Linked DNA regions of Homo sapiens: region 2 is linked to region 1. A link is an interaction called in ENCODE POLR2A ChIA-PET data of the cell type or tissue named here. Cell type or tissue: A673. All regions are shown on one strand.

Region 1 (8,000 bases):
GAGTTCATCTGTGTGCCTCCTAGGACACAGCTAAAATTGGGACACTGGGGTCAGCCTCCTCCTGGTCCCTTGGAGGGCACACGTTACGAACAGGTTCTCCAGCTCCAGGAGCTCCTGAAGGTCTGCGGAGAAGTTCAGGTGCAGGAGGCCTCAAAACCATAGTTCCTTTCAGATCCAGTTAATATCAATAAATTTAAACATTTTCTTTTCCAAGCAAGATGGCTAATGCCTGTAATCCCAGCACTTTGGGAGGCCGAGGCAAGCGGATCACTTGAGCCCAGGAGTTCAACTCTAGCCTATGCAACACAGTGAGAACTCATCTCTACAAATTATAAAAATAAACAACATTGTCTTAGTATATTCTTTTAAAAATAGGTATTATGAGATTTATCGCTGAAGCTCTCATTTGTTTAAAGTGAAATTCAACTAGAAATATATGTATTATTCGGCCGGGCGCGGTGGCTCACCCCTGTAATCCAAGTACTTTGGGAGGCCGAGGCGGGCGGATCACAAGGTCAGAAGATCAAGACCATCCTGGCTAACACAGTGAAACCCCGTCTCTACTAAAAATACAAAAAATTAGCCAGGCACAGTGGCGGGCGCCTGTAGTCCCAGCTACTCGGGAGGCTGAGGCAGGAGAATGGCGTGAACCCGGGAGGCAGAGCTTGCAATGAGCCGAGATAGTACCACTGCACTCCAGCCTGGGCAACAGAGCGAGACTCTGTCTCAAAAAAGAAAAAGAAATATATGTATTATTTATCTATAAATCTCACTTGTTCCTGAAATCTGGTGAGATTTAAAAGATCTCACTGGCCAGTTGCAGTGGCTCACGCCTGTAGTCCCAGCACTTTGGGAGGCCAAGGCAGGAGGATCACTTTAGCTCAGGAGTTTGAGAGCAGCCTGGTCAACGTGGTAAAACCCTGTTTCTACTAAAAATACAAAAAAAGAAATTAGCTGGCTGTGGTGGCGGCGCCTGTAATAGGAGGCTGAGGCAGGAGAGTCGCTTGATCCCAGGAAGCAGAGGTTGCAGTGAGCCAAGGTCATGTCCTTGCACTCCAGCCAGGGCAACAAGAGCAAAACTCCATCTCAAATAAATAAATAAAGAAATAAAAATAAAACATTTACCAATTTTTAACTTTTTAATTTTTATGTATTTATTTTTTTGAGATGGATGGCTGACTTAGTCCATTTTGTGTTGCTATAACAATACTGGAGACTGGGTAGTTTATAAAGAAAAGAGGTTGATGTAGCTCGTGGTTCTGCAGGCTGGGAAGTTCAAGGGCATGGCCCTGGTTACTGGTGAGGGCTTTTTGCTCATTTTTTTTTTTTTGAGATGGAGTCTCGCTCTGTTGCCACCCAGGCTGGAGTGCAATGGCGTGATCTCAACTCACTGCAACCTCTGCCTCCCGGGTTCAAGCGATTATCTTGCCTCGGCCTCCCAAGTAGCTGGGATTACAGGTGCCTGCCACCGTGCCCAGCTAATTTTTGTGTTTTTAGTAGAGATGAGGTTTTGCCATGTTGGGTAGGCTGGTCTCAAACTCCTGACCTCAGGTGGTCCACCTGCCTCGGCCTCCCAAAGTGCTGGGATTACAGGCGTGAGCCACCGCACCCAGCCTATTTTTTATTTTATTTTATTTATTATTATTATTATTATTATTATTATTATTATTATTATTATTATTTTGAGACAGAGTCTCACTCTGTCGCCCAGGCTGGAGTGCAGTGGTGCCATCTCGGCTCACTGCAACCTCTGCCTCCCAGGTTCAAGCGATTCTCCTGCCTCAGCCTCTGGGGTAGCTGGGACTACAGGCATGTGCCAACGCAGCCAGCTAATTTTTTGTATTTTTAGTAGAGATGGGGTTTCACCGTATTAGCCAAGAGGGTCTAAATCTCCTGACCTCATGATCTGCCTGCCTTGGCCTCCCAAAGTGTTGGGATTACAGGCGTGAGCTACTGCACCTGGCCCTATTATTATTATTATTATTATTATTTTGTTTTTGAGATAGAGTCTTGCTCTGTCACCCAGGCTGGAGTGCAGTGGCACGATCTCAGCTCACCACAACCTCCACCTCCTGGGTTCAAGCAATTTTTCTCCCTCAGCCTCCTGAGTAGCTGGGACTACAGGCACGCACCACCACGACCAGCTAATTTTTGTATTTTTAGTAGAGACAGGGTTTCACTATGTTGGTCAGGCTGGTTTCAAACTCCTGACCTCGTAATCCGCCCACCTTGGCCTCCCAAAGTGCTGGGATTACATATGTGAGCCACCGCGCCCGGCCTGTTTTATTTTATTGTTTGTTTTGTTTTCTAAGAGACGAGGTCTCACTCTGCTGCCCAGGCTAGAGTGCAGTGGCACAATCATAGCTCACTGCAGGCTTGAACTGGCCTCAGTGATCCTCCCACCTCATCCTCCCGAGTAGCTGGAACTACTGACTGGCTCCACTGCACCTGGCCTTCCTGTGGTTTTAATTTGCATTTCCCTGATGACTAATGACATTGAACATCTTCTTTTGTGTTTATTGGCTATTTATATATATTCTCTTGTGAGGTAGCTTTTCAAGTCTCTTGCCTATTTTGAAAATTAAGTTGTCTTTTCATTACGGAGTTACAGGAGTTTTTAAAAATTCCGCTTAGATACTTTTGTCAGATACATGTACTGTGAATATTTTCTCAATGTGTGGCTCATGTTTTCATATTTTTCATTGTTTTGATGAGCAAAATGTATTTTTTCTTATAAAATTATCATTTTTTTCTTTTATAGTTATCACTTTTTAGGTCTTAAGAAAATTTTTCCTATCTCAAAGGAACAAAGACAGTCTCCTATGTTTTTTTTTTAATTTTTAAAAAACTTTTTACTTTTTTAGAGATGGAGTCTCTCCCTGTCACCCAGGCTGGATTGCAATGGCGCGATTTCAGCTCACTGCTAACTTCACCTCCCAGGTTCAAGCGATTCTCCTGCCTCAGCCTCCCAAGTAGCTGGAATTACAGGCACCCGCCATCATGCCCAGCTAATTTTTATATTTTTATAGAGATGAGGTTTCACCATGTTGGCCAGGCTGGTCTTGAACTCTTGACCTCAGGTGATCCGCCCACCTTGGCCTCCCCAAAGTGCTGGGATTACAGGTGTGAGCCACCATGCCCAACCAACAGTCTCCTATGTTTTATTTTTGGGAGCTTGATAATTTTAGCCTTTGCATATAGGTCCATCTGAATTTTATTTTTATGTATGGCATAAGGCAGGGATTAGTGCTTTTGTTGTTATTATTATTGTTAAAACAAGCCCAATTTTCCTATAGAACTGTTTACAGTGTTTTGTTTTGTTTTGTTTGGCTAAGCATAGACATTGACCCTCTTGGTCTTGAAGCTTGAGAAAATTAACATTTGTTTTATCTGAGTTCTTTTCTTTGGAATCCAATCCTCAGGCCTTCCAGATAGTATCGGGGAGCTGAAACTTTCCAGAACACTAAATCCGACCACCCCCAGCAGCCTGTTGACCACCTCTTCTTCCTTACTCCTCCCTACTTCCTAATTTCCCACCCATAGTTACCTTCCTTCCCTGCTATCTAAAACCCTAACTTCAGTGGGTTGGGGAAGTGGATTTGAGACTGGTCTCCCGTCACCTGCTGACATCACGACATCACTTGCAATAAAGCCTTCTTCCCTGGCAATACTCGTTGTCTCCATGATTGGCTTTCCATTTGGTGAGCAACTGGACTTGGCCGAACCCCTGGCATTGGGCAACATTGGTAATCAGATACCCTGTACTGTTTATTCAACAGACTTTGCTTTCCCTATTGAACAACCTTGGCACTATTGTCAAAAATCAATTGACTCTGTATATGGGGGTCTATTTCTGGATTTTTCATGCTGTTCCACTGATCTAGTTCTTTTCTTTTTTTCTTTCTTTCTTTTTTTTTTTTTTTGAGACAGAGTCCCACTCTGTCGCCCAGGCTAGAGTGCAATGGCGCAATCTCGGCTCACTGCGACCTCCCCCTCCCAGGTTCAAGCGATTCTCCTGCTTCAGCCACCTGAGTAGCTGGGATTACCGGCGTGCACCACCACGCCTGGCTAATTTTTGTATTTTTAGTAGAGACGGGGTTTCACCATGTTGGTCAGGCTGGTCTTGAACTCCTGACCTCGTGATCCACCTGCCTCAGCCTACCAAAGTGCTGGGATTACAGGCATGAGCCCCTGTGCCTGGGCTCACTGAGCTAGTTCTTATACCAGTATTATTATACCATTCTTTTACCAGTATTCCACAATTTTAATTACTATAGCTTTACATTAACTCTTAAAATTGGGTGCTGTACTTTGGGAGACTGAGGCGGGGGGATCACAAGGTCAGGAGATCAAGACCATCCTGGCTAATACGGTGAAACTCCATCTCTACTAAAAATACAAAAAAATGGCCGGATGCAGTGGCTCACGCCTGTAATCCCAGCACTTTGGGAGGCCAAGGCAGGTGGATCACGAGGTCAGGAGATCGAGACCATCCTGGCTAACACGGTGAAACCCCGTCTCTACTAAAAATACAAAAAATTAGCCGGGCGTGGTGGAGGGCACCTGTAGTCCCAGCTACTCGGGAGGATGAGGCAGGAGAACGGCGTGAACCTGGGAGGTAGAGCTTGCAGTGAGCCGAGATCACACCACTGCACTCCAGCCTGGGCGACAGAGCGAGACTCCCTCTCAAAACAAAAACAAAAACAAACAAAAAACAAACAACAACAACAACAAAAACAAAAACAAAAAAATGAGCTGGTGGCCGGGCACAGTGGCTCACACCTGTAATCCCAGCACTTTGGGAGGCCAAGGCAGGCAGATCACGAGGTCAGGAGATAGACCATCCTGGCTAACATGGTGAAACCTCATCTCTACTAAAAATATAAAACAATTAGCCGGGCACTGTGGCGGGCCCCTGTAGTCCCAGCTACTCGGGAGGCTGAGGCAGGAGAATCACTTGAACCCGGGAGGCAGAGGTTGCAGTGAGCCGATATTGCGCCACTGCACTCCAGCCTGGGTGACAGAGCAAGACTCTGTCTCAATTAAAAAAAAAAAAAAAAAGTAGTCCAGGTGTGGTGGCTCATACCTATAATCCCAGCATTACTTTGGGAGACTGAGGCGGGAGGATTGCTTGAGCACAGGAGTTCAAGACCAGCCTGGGCAATATAGTGAGACCCCATCTCTACAAAATTTTTTTTTTTTTTTTTTTTGAGAGGAAGTCTGGCTCTGTCACCCAGGCTGGAGTGCAGTGGCGCAATCTCGGCTCACTGCAAGCTCCGCCTCCCGGGTTCACGCCATTCTCCTGCCTCAGCCTCCTGAGTAGCTGGGACTACAGGCACCTGCCACCATGCCCGGCTAATATTTTTGTATTTTTTAGTAGAGACGGGGTTTCACCGTGTTAGCCAGGATGGTCTCAATCTCCTGACCTCGTGATCCGCCCGCCTTGGCCTCCCAAAGTGCTGGGATTACAGGCGTGGGCCGCCGCTCCCGGCCTCTACGAAAAATTTTAAAAATAGCTGGGCATATGGTGGGCACTTGTGGTCCCAGCTACTTGGCAGGCTTGAGCCCAGGAGTTCTAGGATACAGTGAGCTATTACCATGCCACTGCATTCCAGCCTTGGTAAGAGAGAGAGACCCTCTGCTAAAAAATAATAATAAGGCCAGGCACTGTGGCTTATGCCTATAATCCTGGCACTTTGGGAGGGTGAAGCAGGTAGATCACTGGAGCCTACGAGTTCAAGACCTGGACAACATACCAAGATCCTGTCTCTACAAAAAAAAAAATACAAAAATTAGCTGGGTATGGTGGTGTGCTCCTATAGTCCTAGCTATTCAGGAAGCTGAGGTAGGAGGATCACTTGAGCCCAGGAGGCGCAGGCTGCAGTGAGCCATGATTGCACCACTGCACTCCAGCCTGGGTGACAGAGTGAGACTGTCTAAAATAATAATAATGGGCCGGGTGCGGTGGCTCACGCCTGTAATCCCAGCACTTTGGGAGGCCGAGGCGGGTGGACCACGAGGTCAGGAGATTGAGATCATTCTGGCTAACTGGGTGAAACACCGTCTTTACTAAAAATACCAAAAAATTAGCTGGGTGTGGTGGCGCGCGCCTGTAGTCCCAGCTACTCGGGACGCCGAGGCAGGAGAATCGCTTGAACCCAGGAGGCCGAGGTTGCAGTGAGCCCAGGTCGTGCCACTGTGCTCCAGCCTGGGTAACAGAGTGAGACTCTGTCTCAAAAAAAAAAAAAAATTTTTTTTTTGCTTGAAGCATTCATTCAGTAATCTTTAAAATAATTATTTTTATTTTATTTTTTATTTTTTGAGACAGGATCTTGCTCTGTGACCAGGCTGGAGTATAGTGGTGCGATCTCGGCTCAATGCAGCCTTCACTTCCCACATTCCAGCGATCGTCCCTCCCACCTCAGCCTCCCGAGCAGCTGGGACCACAGGCGCTGCCACCATGCCCAGCAATTTTTTTTTTTTTTTTTTTTTAGTAGAGATGGCATTTCGCCATGTTGCCCAGGCTGGTCTCAAACTCCTAAACTTAAACAATCCACACACCTTGGCCTCCCAAAGTACTGAGATTACAGGCATGGGGCGCCGTATGGCCAATTATTATTATTATTATTTTTGAGACGGAGTCTCACTCTGTCGCCCAGGCTGGAGTGCAGTGGCATGAACTGGGTTCACTGCAGCCTCCGCCTCCGAGGTTCAAGTGATTCTCCTGCTTGAGCCTCCCAAGTAGCTGGGATTACAGGTGCCCGCCATCACACCCAGCTAATGTTTGTATTTTTAGTAGAGATGGGGTTTCACCACGTTGGGCAGGCTGGTCTTGAACTCCTGACCTCAAATGATCCACCTGCCTCGGCCTCCCAAAGTGCTGGGATTACAGGTGTGAGCCACTGTGCCCAGCCTATTATTATTATTATTTGAGACAGTGTTGCTTTGTCACCCAGGCTGGAGTGCAGTGGTGTGATCACTGTTCACTGCAGTCTCCACCTCTAAGGCTCAAGTGATCCTCCTGCCTCAGCCTCCTGAGTAGCTGGGATTACAGGTGTTACCTGTGGTTGTCCAGGTTCTTGGCGTTTTGAACAAAGAATCGGACAAAACGCACAGCAAAGCAAGGATAGAATGAAGCAGACGTTGATTGAAAATGAAAGTACACTCCACAGGGTGGGGGCGCCCAAGTAGCAGCTCGAGGGCCGTGGTTACAGAATCTTCTGGGGTCCAGTACCCCTTAGAGGTTCTCCATTGGCCACTTGGTGTACACTCCACGCAAATGAAGTAGCAGCCTGTGATCAGTTTGATCTGTTTCGGAAAGCAACCAATCAGAAGGACTTCCAATTTTCCATCTGCCACGCAGAAAGCAGGGAAGGGTTTGCAAAGGGAGTAGCCTCTGGTCCTTTTGTTACTCAGGTGTGGGAAGTTGGGGTTTTACTTTTGATTTAGTTCTAGGAAGTCAGCATGAATCAGCCTTAGGTTCCCTGCCTCCGTCCCCTATTCTTCTGCCTCACAGGCACACGCCACCACACCTGGCTTTCTATTTTTTTAGAAATGGGATCTCACTATGTTGTCCAGGCTGGTCTCAAAGTCCTGGGCTCAAGCAATCCTCCTGCCTCGGCCTACCAAAGTGCCAAGATTATAGGCATGAGCCACTGTGCCTGGTCTAAATAAATTATTTTTGGCTGGGCACGGTGGCTCATACCTGTAATCCCAGCACTTTGGGAGGCCAAGGTGGGCAGATCACAAGGTCAAGAGATCCAGACCATCCTGGCCAACATGGTGAAACCACGTCTCTACTAAAAATACAAAAATTACCTAGGCACGGTGGCGTGCAACTGTAGTCCCAGCTACTTGGGAGGCTGAGGCAGGAGAATTGCTTGAACTCGGGAGGCAGAGGTTGCAGTGAACTGAGATCGCACCACTGCACTCCAGCCTGGCAACAGAGCGAGACTCCATCTCAAAAACAACAACAACAGCAAAACTCTTTTATAGTTACC
Region 2 (8,000 bases), 660 kb after region 1:
TGTGGTCTCTCTTGGTAAATATTCAATGCAAGCTTGAGAAGAATTCTCAATCTGCTGTTGTTGGGTGTAGTATTTAGATGTCAATTATGTCCAGTTGATTGATGGTGTTGTTGAGTTCATCTGTGTCCTTATTGATTTTCTACCTGCTGGATCTGTTCATTTCTGATAGAGGGCTGTGGAAGTCTCCAGCTCTAATACTGGATTCATCTATTTCTCATTGCAGTGCTGTGATGTTTTTACCTCGTATATATTTGGCACTCTGTTGTTAGGCACATACACATTAAGGATTGTTACATCTTCTTGGAGTGCTGATTCCTTTATCACCTGTAATACTTCCCTTTGTCTCTGATAGCTTTCTTTGCTCTGAAGTCTGCTCTGTCTGAAATTAATATAGCCACTCCCACTTTCTTTGATTAGTGTTAGCATGGTATATCTTTCTCCATCCATTTACAGCAGATCTTCAAATAACATCATTTTGTTCAACATCATTTTATTTTGTTATAATGATAATAAGTTTTGTGCATTCTCCCCATGTCTGTGTGGGTTTTCTCTAGGTATTCCAGTTCTTCCCACACCCCAAAGATGTGCACACTAGGAGAGCTGGTGTGTCTCCATGGTCTCACTGTGAGTGTGGGTGTGTGTGAAATGTGCCCTGCAATGGAAAAGAGTCCTGTCCAGGATTGGTTCCCACCTTGCACCCTAAGCTGCCGGGATAGGCTCCAGCCACCTGCAACCCTGAGCTGGAGTAAGTGGATTGAAAAATAAATGAATTATTAGTAAAGTATTTTAAAATAACAATTCATAAACTATATGACAATCATAAAAATACATGACCACAAATAATGTGGTACAAAAGTGCTCATCAAGCCTGCCATGTTTGCTACTGTTTGTTTTTGAATTGAGTGGTGGTAGGAGGTGCTCCTCAGAATTTTCAGTTTACAAGCATTTATTCCTTGATTTAACCCACCACCACTATGACCACTGTCATTGATGATTCCTCAAAATTGAGTAAATAATTATCTTACTTGTTTTAATCTTTCTTAAATGTATGTATATCTTACATTTATTTCAATGTTTAATATTATAAGTATTTTGAGCCTATATTTAGAAGTTTGGTGATATTGTTGTGACCAGAAATATGTCACAAAAAACTTAACTCTTGTGTTTATCAATTAGCCTATAGGAAAAGTGGTTTTGTTATACATCACTTTACTCAAAAAGCCACAGTTTCCAAGAACCTACCACTGACGTTTAGTGAAGACTTACTATACTTTTAATCTATCCGTGTCCTTCTATGAAAGTGGGTTTCTTGTAGATGACATATAGTTGGGTATTGTTTTCTATCTACTCTGACAATCTGTCTTTTGATTGATGTATTTACACCATTGACATTTCAGGGATTATTAACATAATTGGGTTAATAGCTGCTATATTGTTTACTGCTTTCTATTTGTTGCCCTTGATCTTTGTTTCTAATTTTGTCACACGTTTTCTACCTTTTATGGTTTTAGTTGAACATTTTGTATTCTTTCATTTTCTCTCCATTCTGAGCATATCAACTGTACTTCTTTAAAAATTTTTTTGTGTGGTTTCCCTTGAGTTTGCAATATACATTATACAATAATCTGTAAGTCTACTTTCAAATAACACTATACAGTTTCATGGGTGGTGCAAATATCTTATAATAACAAAATATTTCTAATTCTTAACCCTTTCTTCCTGTATCATGACTGTCATTCACTTCATTTATATGTGAGCATATAGATGCACACATAATTCAGTTCATTGTCGCTATTATTTTGCACTGTTTTCTGTTTGCTAAATTAAAAAAAAGACAAAGTTTTTATTTTACTTCATTTATTCATGTTCCAGTGCTCTCCCTTACTTTATGTAGCTTCAAGTTTCTGACCTACATTATTTTCCTTCTCCTTAAATAATTTCTTCTAATATTTGTTGTAAGGAAGTCTATTGGCAAAAAATTCCCTCAATTTTTATTTGTTTGAGACTTTATTTTTCCTTCACTTTTAAAGGATAATTTCGCAGGGTACTGAATTCTAGTTTGGTGTTTTTTTCTCTCAGCACTTTAAATATTTCACTCCACTCTCTTCTTGCTTATACAGCCTGCCTGCCTGCCTGCCTGCCTGCCTGCCTGCCTGCCTGCCTGCCTTCCTTCCTTCCTTCCTTCCTTCCTTCCTTCCTTCCTTCCTTCCTTCCTTTCTTTCCCTTCCCTTCCCTCCCTCCCTCCCTCCCTCTCTCCCTCTCTCTCTCTCTCTTTTCTTTTTCTTTCTTTTTGAAAGCCTGTTGCACAGGCTGGAGTGCAGTGGTGCACCCACAGCTCATCACAGCCTAGACCTCCCTGGGCTCAGGTGATCCTCCCACCTCAGCCTCCCAAGTAGCTGGGACTACAAGTGCTCACCACCACACCTGGCTAATTTTTGTGTTTTTTGTAGAGATAGAGTCCTGTCATGTTACCCTGGCTGATATTGAACTCCTGGGCTTAAGCATCCCACTTGCCTCAGCTTCCCAAAGTGTTGGGATTGTAGGCATGAGTCACCATGCCCAGCTGCTTACACAATTTCTGAGGAGAAGTCAGATGTGATTCTTATCCGTGCTCCTCCACAGGTAAGGTGATTGTTTCCCTCTGTCTTTTTTTCAAGACTTTATCTTTGACTCTAAAGTTTGAATGTGGTACACCTAGGTGGTGTTTTTGGTTGTTTGGAGTTTTTTTTTTTGGCATTTATTCTGCTTAATCTTCTCAAAGCTTTCTGGATTTATGGTTTGGTGTCTGACATTAATTTGGAAAAATTCTTGGTCATTATTGCTTCAAATTTCTTTCTTCTCCTTCTTGTATTCCCATCACACATATGCTACACCTTTTGTAGTTGTCCCAGAGTTATTGAATATTCTGTTTTTTTTTTTTCCTTTTTCTCCTTGCTTTTCGGTTTGGGAAGTTTCTATTGTCATATCCTTAAGCTAAGAATCATTTCCACAGCCATGTATGTCTAGTCAGCTAACGAACCCATCAAAGGCATCCTTCATATCTGTTCTAGTGGTTTTGATCTCTAGCATTTCTTCTTTATTCTTTCTCAGAATTTTCCACATCTCTGCTTACATTACCCATCTGTTCTTGTCATTCCTGATCTGATAATTTCAACATTCCTGCCATATCTGACTCTGGTTCTGATGCTATTCCGTCTTTTCAAGCTATGTCTTTTGTCTTTTAGTATGCCTTGTAATTTTTTGTTGAAAGGCAGACATAATGTACTGGGCAAAAGAAACTGCAGTAAATGGCCCTTTAGAAATGTAGTGATCCAAGCTGGGTGTGGTGGCTCACGCCTGTAATCCCAGCACTTTGGGAGGCCCAGGTGGGTGGATCATGAGGTCAAGAGATCGAGACCATCCTGGCTAACATGGTGAAACCCCGTCTCTACTAAAAATACAAAAAATTAGCCGGGCGCGGTGGCAGGCGCCTGTAGTCCCAGATAATTGGGAGGCTGAGGTAGGAGAATGGCGTGAACCCGGGAGGCGGAGCCTGCAGTGAGCCGAGATTGCGCCACTGCACTCTCCAGCCTGGGTGACAGAGCGAGACTCCGTCTAAAAAAAAAAAAAAGAAATGTGTTGGTCCAACATGGGGCCAGGAGAGGCATTCTCTAGTTCTCTGAACAGGTCTCAGCCTTTTGAACCTGTGTCCTGGACTGTGAACTTCACTAATGCTTTTCAGTTTCTATCCCCCTTAAAGGTTGGACAGGATGACTAGAAGGGCCTGGGGTTCGGTATTTCCCTTCTCCCAGGTGGTCTGGGCTCTGATAAAACCTCAACAGGCAAGGCTGATTGAATAGTTTCTGTTGGGGGCAGCCTTGTTAAGAACAGAAGGCTCTGGCAGACTTTAAAATGACTCCTTTCCCCCTCCCCCGGCTGAGAGCATGAGGGGATTTCTCTCTGATATTCACTGTGAGGACCTGGTAGGGCTCCTGGAGATAAAATCCACAAAGGCGTGTTTCCCATAACTGGGTCCCCTCGAGTTTTTAACTCTCAAAGTTGTCCACACTGAACCGCAATTCATCAACTTCATCCAGGTTTTCTTATGCCGGCACTGGTTCCAGTGGAGGTTTCTGCTCTTGGGAAGCTGTGATTCTCTGTATCTGTCAGTGTTTCTCTTCAATTTGCCGGGGGGCAGCAGTTTGTCCTGTGACCTAATTTCTCTGAAAGATTTAAGAAGAGTTGATTTTTCAATTTTTTTCAGCTGTTTACTTGTTAGGACAGAGTGACAACTTCTAAGTTCTACATGTATTTTTAATTTTGTGCATTAGATTTTTGATTTCTAAAAATCTTAATTGGCTGTTTAACAAATCTATCTGTCATTTTCATAGTTTTCTGTTACTTGCAGGTATTTTCAAGTTGATCTTTTACTTCTTTAAACATAATGATAACTAAAAATAATATGTGTCTGATAATTCCATTTTTTAAGTCTTTGTGGATTTTTGCTTACTATTTTTTCTGCCAGTTCTAACTCATGGTGCCTTGTGTCTTTGTATATGTAGTTATTTTTCACTGTGAGCTGCTCATGTTGCTTATACAATTATTGGGGGAAATTCTTTGAGTTTGAGATGAATGTGCATCCCTTCACAGACTGTATTTGCTTTTCCCAAGCTCCTGTAGCCCCATCAATCTGAAATCTTTTTAAACTAATTCCACAGCCTAAAGATTTTTGGACTCCCAAGGAACAGAGTCTCTGTGCTTGGAGGCGGCCCGGGCAGCCTGGCTTGTCCAGATGGAGCTCACGGCCGGGGCCTCGCCTGTGACTCGGTGTGGGCGGGGCCTCGCCTGTGACTCGGTGTGGCCCGGGGCCTCGCCTGGGACTCGGTGTGGGCCGGGGCCTCGCCTGGGACTTGGTGTGGGCAGTGGCCAGGATGTGACCATGGTGAGACCAGGCCTTGCCAGAGCGTGGACTTGGCAGACACGGCTCCTCCCTTGTGTGCGGTGGGAGCTTTTGGTGCGTTCCTTACGTTGGAGCCGGCATGGAGAAGCAGGGCGGTCCCTGGGGACCAGCTCCTCATTTGCACCCCTCTTTTTAATTAAGTACATTGTTTATTTTTGGTACCTACTTGTAGCCTAGTTTAGGGCCCACCGCATATTCTAAAGTGATGCACCCAATGGTGTCCAGAGACAGACTAGCCTGGAGTTGGATGGGGGGCCAGTCTGGGGATGCAAAGGTCTAGAGAAGCCCAGGCCAAGGGCAGGCAGAGCAGGGTGGGAGTGGGAGCAGGAGGGGATGCTGGGGGCAGTGGCAGCACATGTGTCCCAAACCACTGCCTCCTAGGTGGGGTGGGACGGGCCCCAACACACCACCTGGCTGTGCCCCGTGTGGGGGTCAGGGGTGCAGCGAGGAGGGCTGGGTGAGCAGTGGGGTCAGCAGTGCGGCGAGGAGGGCTGGGTGAGCAGTGGGGTCAGCAGTGTGGCGAGGAGGGCTGGGTGAGCAGTGGGGTGAGGGGTGCGGCGAGGAGGGCTGGGTGAGCAGTGGGGTGAGGGGTGCGGCGAGGAGGGCTGGGTGAGCAGTGGGGTCGGGTGCGGCGAGGAGGGCTGGGTCAGCAGTGGGGTCAGCAGTGTGGTGAGGAGGGCTGGGTGAGCAGTGGGGTCAGCAGTGCGGCGAGGAGGGCTGGGTGAGCAGTGGGGTCAGCAGTGTGGCGAGGAGGGCTGGGTGAGCAGTGGGGTCAGCAGTGTGGCGAGGAGGGCTGGGTGAGCAGTGGGGTCGGGTGCGGCGAGGAGGGCTGGGTCAGCAGTGGGGTCAGCAGTGCGGCGAGGAGGGCTGGGTGAGCAGTGGGGTGAGGGGTGCGGCGAGGAGGGCTGGGTCAGCAGTGGGGTGAGGGGTGCGGCGAGGAGGGCTGGGTGAGCAGTGGGGTCGGGTGCGGCGAGGAGGGCTGGGTGAGCACTGGGGTGAGGGGTGCGGCGAGGAGGGCTGGGTGAGCAGTGGGGTCAGCAGTGCGGCGAGGAGGGCTGGGTGAGCAGTGGGGTGAGGGGTGCGGCGAGGAGGGCTGGGTGAGCAGTGTGGTCAGCAGTGTGGCGAGGAGGGCTGGGTGAGCAGTGGGGTGAAGGGGTGCGGCGAGGAGGGCTGGGTGAGCAGTGGGGTCGGGTGCGGCGAGGAGGGCTGGGTGAGCAGTGGGGTCAGCAGTGCGGCGAGGAGGGCTGGGTGAGCAGTGGGGTGAGGGGTGCGGCGAGGAGGGCTGGGTCAGCAGTGGGGTGAGGGGTGCGGCGAGGAGGGCTGGGTCAGCAGTGGGGTCAGCAGTGCGGCGAGGAGGGCTGGGTCAGCAGTGGGGTCAGGGGTGCGGCGAGGAGGGCTGGGTCAGCAGTGGGGTCAGCAGTGTGGCGAGGAGGGCTGGGTGAGCAGTGGGGTGAGGGGTGTGGTGAGGAGGGCTGGGTCAGCAGTGGGGTGAGGGGTGCGGCGAGGAGGGCTGGGTGAGCAGTGGGGTCGGGGTGCGGCGAGGAGGGCTGGGTCAGCAGTGGGGTCAGCAGTGTGGTGAGGAGGGCTGGGCGAGCAGTGGGGTCGGGGTGCAGCGAGGAGGGCTGGGTCAGCAGTGGGGTCGGGGTGCAGCGAGGAGGGCTGGGTGAGCAGTGTTGGCCTCTTCCCCGCTCTGCCCAGTACCTAGAGTGCTGCCACGTCTGGTGAAGGACTCAGTAAATACTTGGTGAAGGATCAGATGAAGAAGGAAAAGTTGTCAGTGCTGAGGCAGGAGAAGCCAACCTCAGCATCTGAGCCTGAGTGGTGGTGGGGCAGGGTCCTGCCCAGAGAAAGGTGATCCCCTTCCCGAGGGGAGGGCTGGCACGGTGCTCAGGAGCAAGGGCTGCAGGCCCACAGGACCTTTGTTCATCTGACCTGTGTCCCCATGCCAGGCTCTGTCCCAAGCGGGCTGAGGCAGATGGCCTAGGCAGCCGTCGGTGAACCCTCCCTGGCTCCAGAGCCTGTGCAGGCCCCGTGGGGGTCAGGCTGCTGTGGGGGGCTTGAGGACCCTCACTTTTGGCCCCTGGAGGCCCCGACGAGGCGGCCCTTGAGGTTCAACTGGACAGTATTCCCCTGACCCCTGAGCAGAGTGTGGCATCAAGACCCCGACAGTGAGGCCAGTCCCAGGCCGGGATTCGGTGCCCTCCTTTAATGTGTGTGCGAGTGCCCACAGGCCTCACTCAGCCTAGAGGAAGGTGGGCTTGCGAGCTGGGGCCTGTCTCATGCTTTGCCTCCGTGGCATTGGCTGCGCCTCACTCCTGCACTGTGGCTTCCATGTGTTGAAAGGCGAGTTCCATAGGTGAGAACAGCTCCCTCCCAGCACACCACCGGCCTTTGCTCGTGTACAGTATTTACCCAATGCCGGTGAACACGAGCAGCCTCCATATTCTTGCACCAAGGCTGGAGAAGGACCCAGCCTGCAACACAGCTCATGAGGCATCAGGGGCCAAGCACCTACCGTCTTGATGACTGGGGGATGGTGCCCAGGTCTGTCTGCCCCCACTGTCCAGTGGATGGTGTGGGAAGGCATTGCAGGCTGGCTGAGCAGGTTACATAACAGTGCACACATGGGTTTACTTTACTTGAAACCCTAAACCCTCTGCAAACAGCCCCCTCCCTAATCCCTCCCTGTTGACTCTGTAGATGAGCCCAGGGTGCTGAAAGATGCAGCTGCATGCCTCTGCAGCCAGGCCCAGGGCCTGCAACATCCTTCAGCCAAACGTGGGTCCCTGGGGAGCCTCTGTGGCCTCGCCGGTTTCGATGAAGGCCAGAGGACTGGCTGCACGGGTTGCCTCAGCTCTGCCTGCCTCTCTGTTCGTGCCTCTCTCCTACCTGGCGGGGGTGTCTCTGTTGGCCTCAGAGATGTCGCTGGTGCTCACCCTGGTCACACTGACCACTGGGCATCCTCCCACCCCCTGGGCCACTTCTGTCTCTGCACTTGGCTTCCCTGCCCACGGCGTGGCACCCAAACAAAGCCCACAGAGAGGCTGGCGCCCTCCTCAGC

Evidence for each region. ChIA-PET counts read pairs that join two places held together with the same protein. Peaks named below come from ENCODE experiments on the same cell type or tissue, not always from the same donor. Only the 100,000 strongest peaks of a DNase experiment are listed, where the experiment ranks them.
Region 2: POLR2A ChIA-PET joins it to region 1 with 14 read pairs; 2 of 35 experiments call an interaction of 5 or more read pairs at or near these places.

The regions. Positions count from the first base shown.
Region 1 is chr17:82,504,229-82,512,228 of GRCh38, forward strand. No RefSeq gene overlaps it. Among named protein-coding and RNA genes, the nearest start is that of FOXK2, 12 kb to the right of the region's middle. In A673, no CTCF peak of the experiment used is centred here; no DNase peak of the experiment used is centred here.
Region 2 is chr17:83,166,990-83,174,989 of GRCh38, forward strand. All of the region lies in intron 2 of LOC101929650 (a long non-coding RNA gene), which reads left to right. It overlaps LOC124904105 (a long non-coding RNA gene), which reads left to right and starts at 2,540. Exons shown (of 2, transcript XR_007065981.1): 1 at 2,540-2,622. In A673, a CTCF peak has its summit at 8,000; no DNase peak of the experiment used is centred here.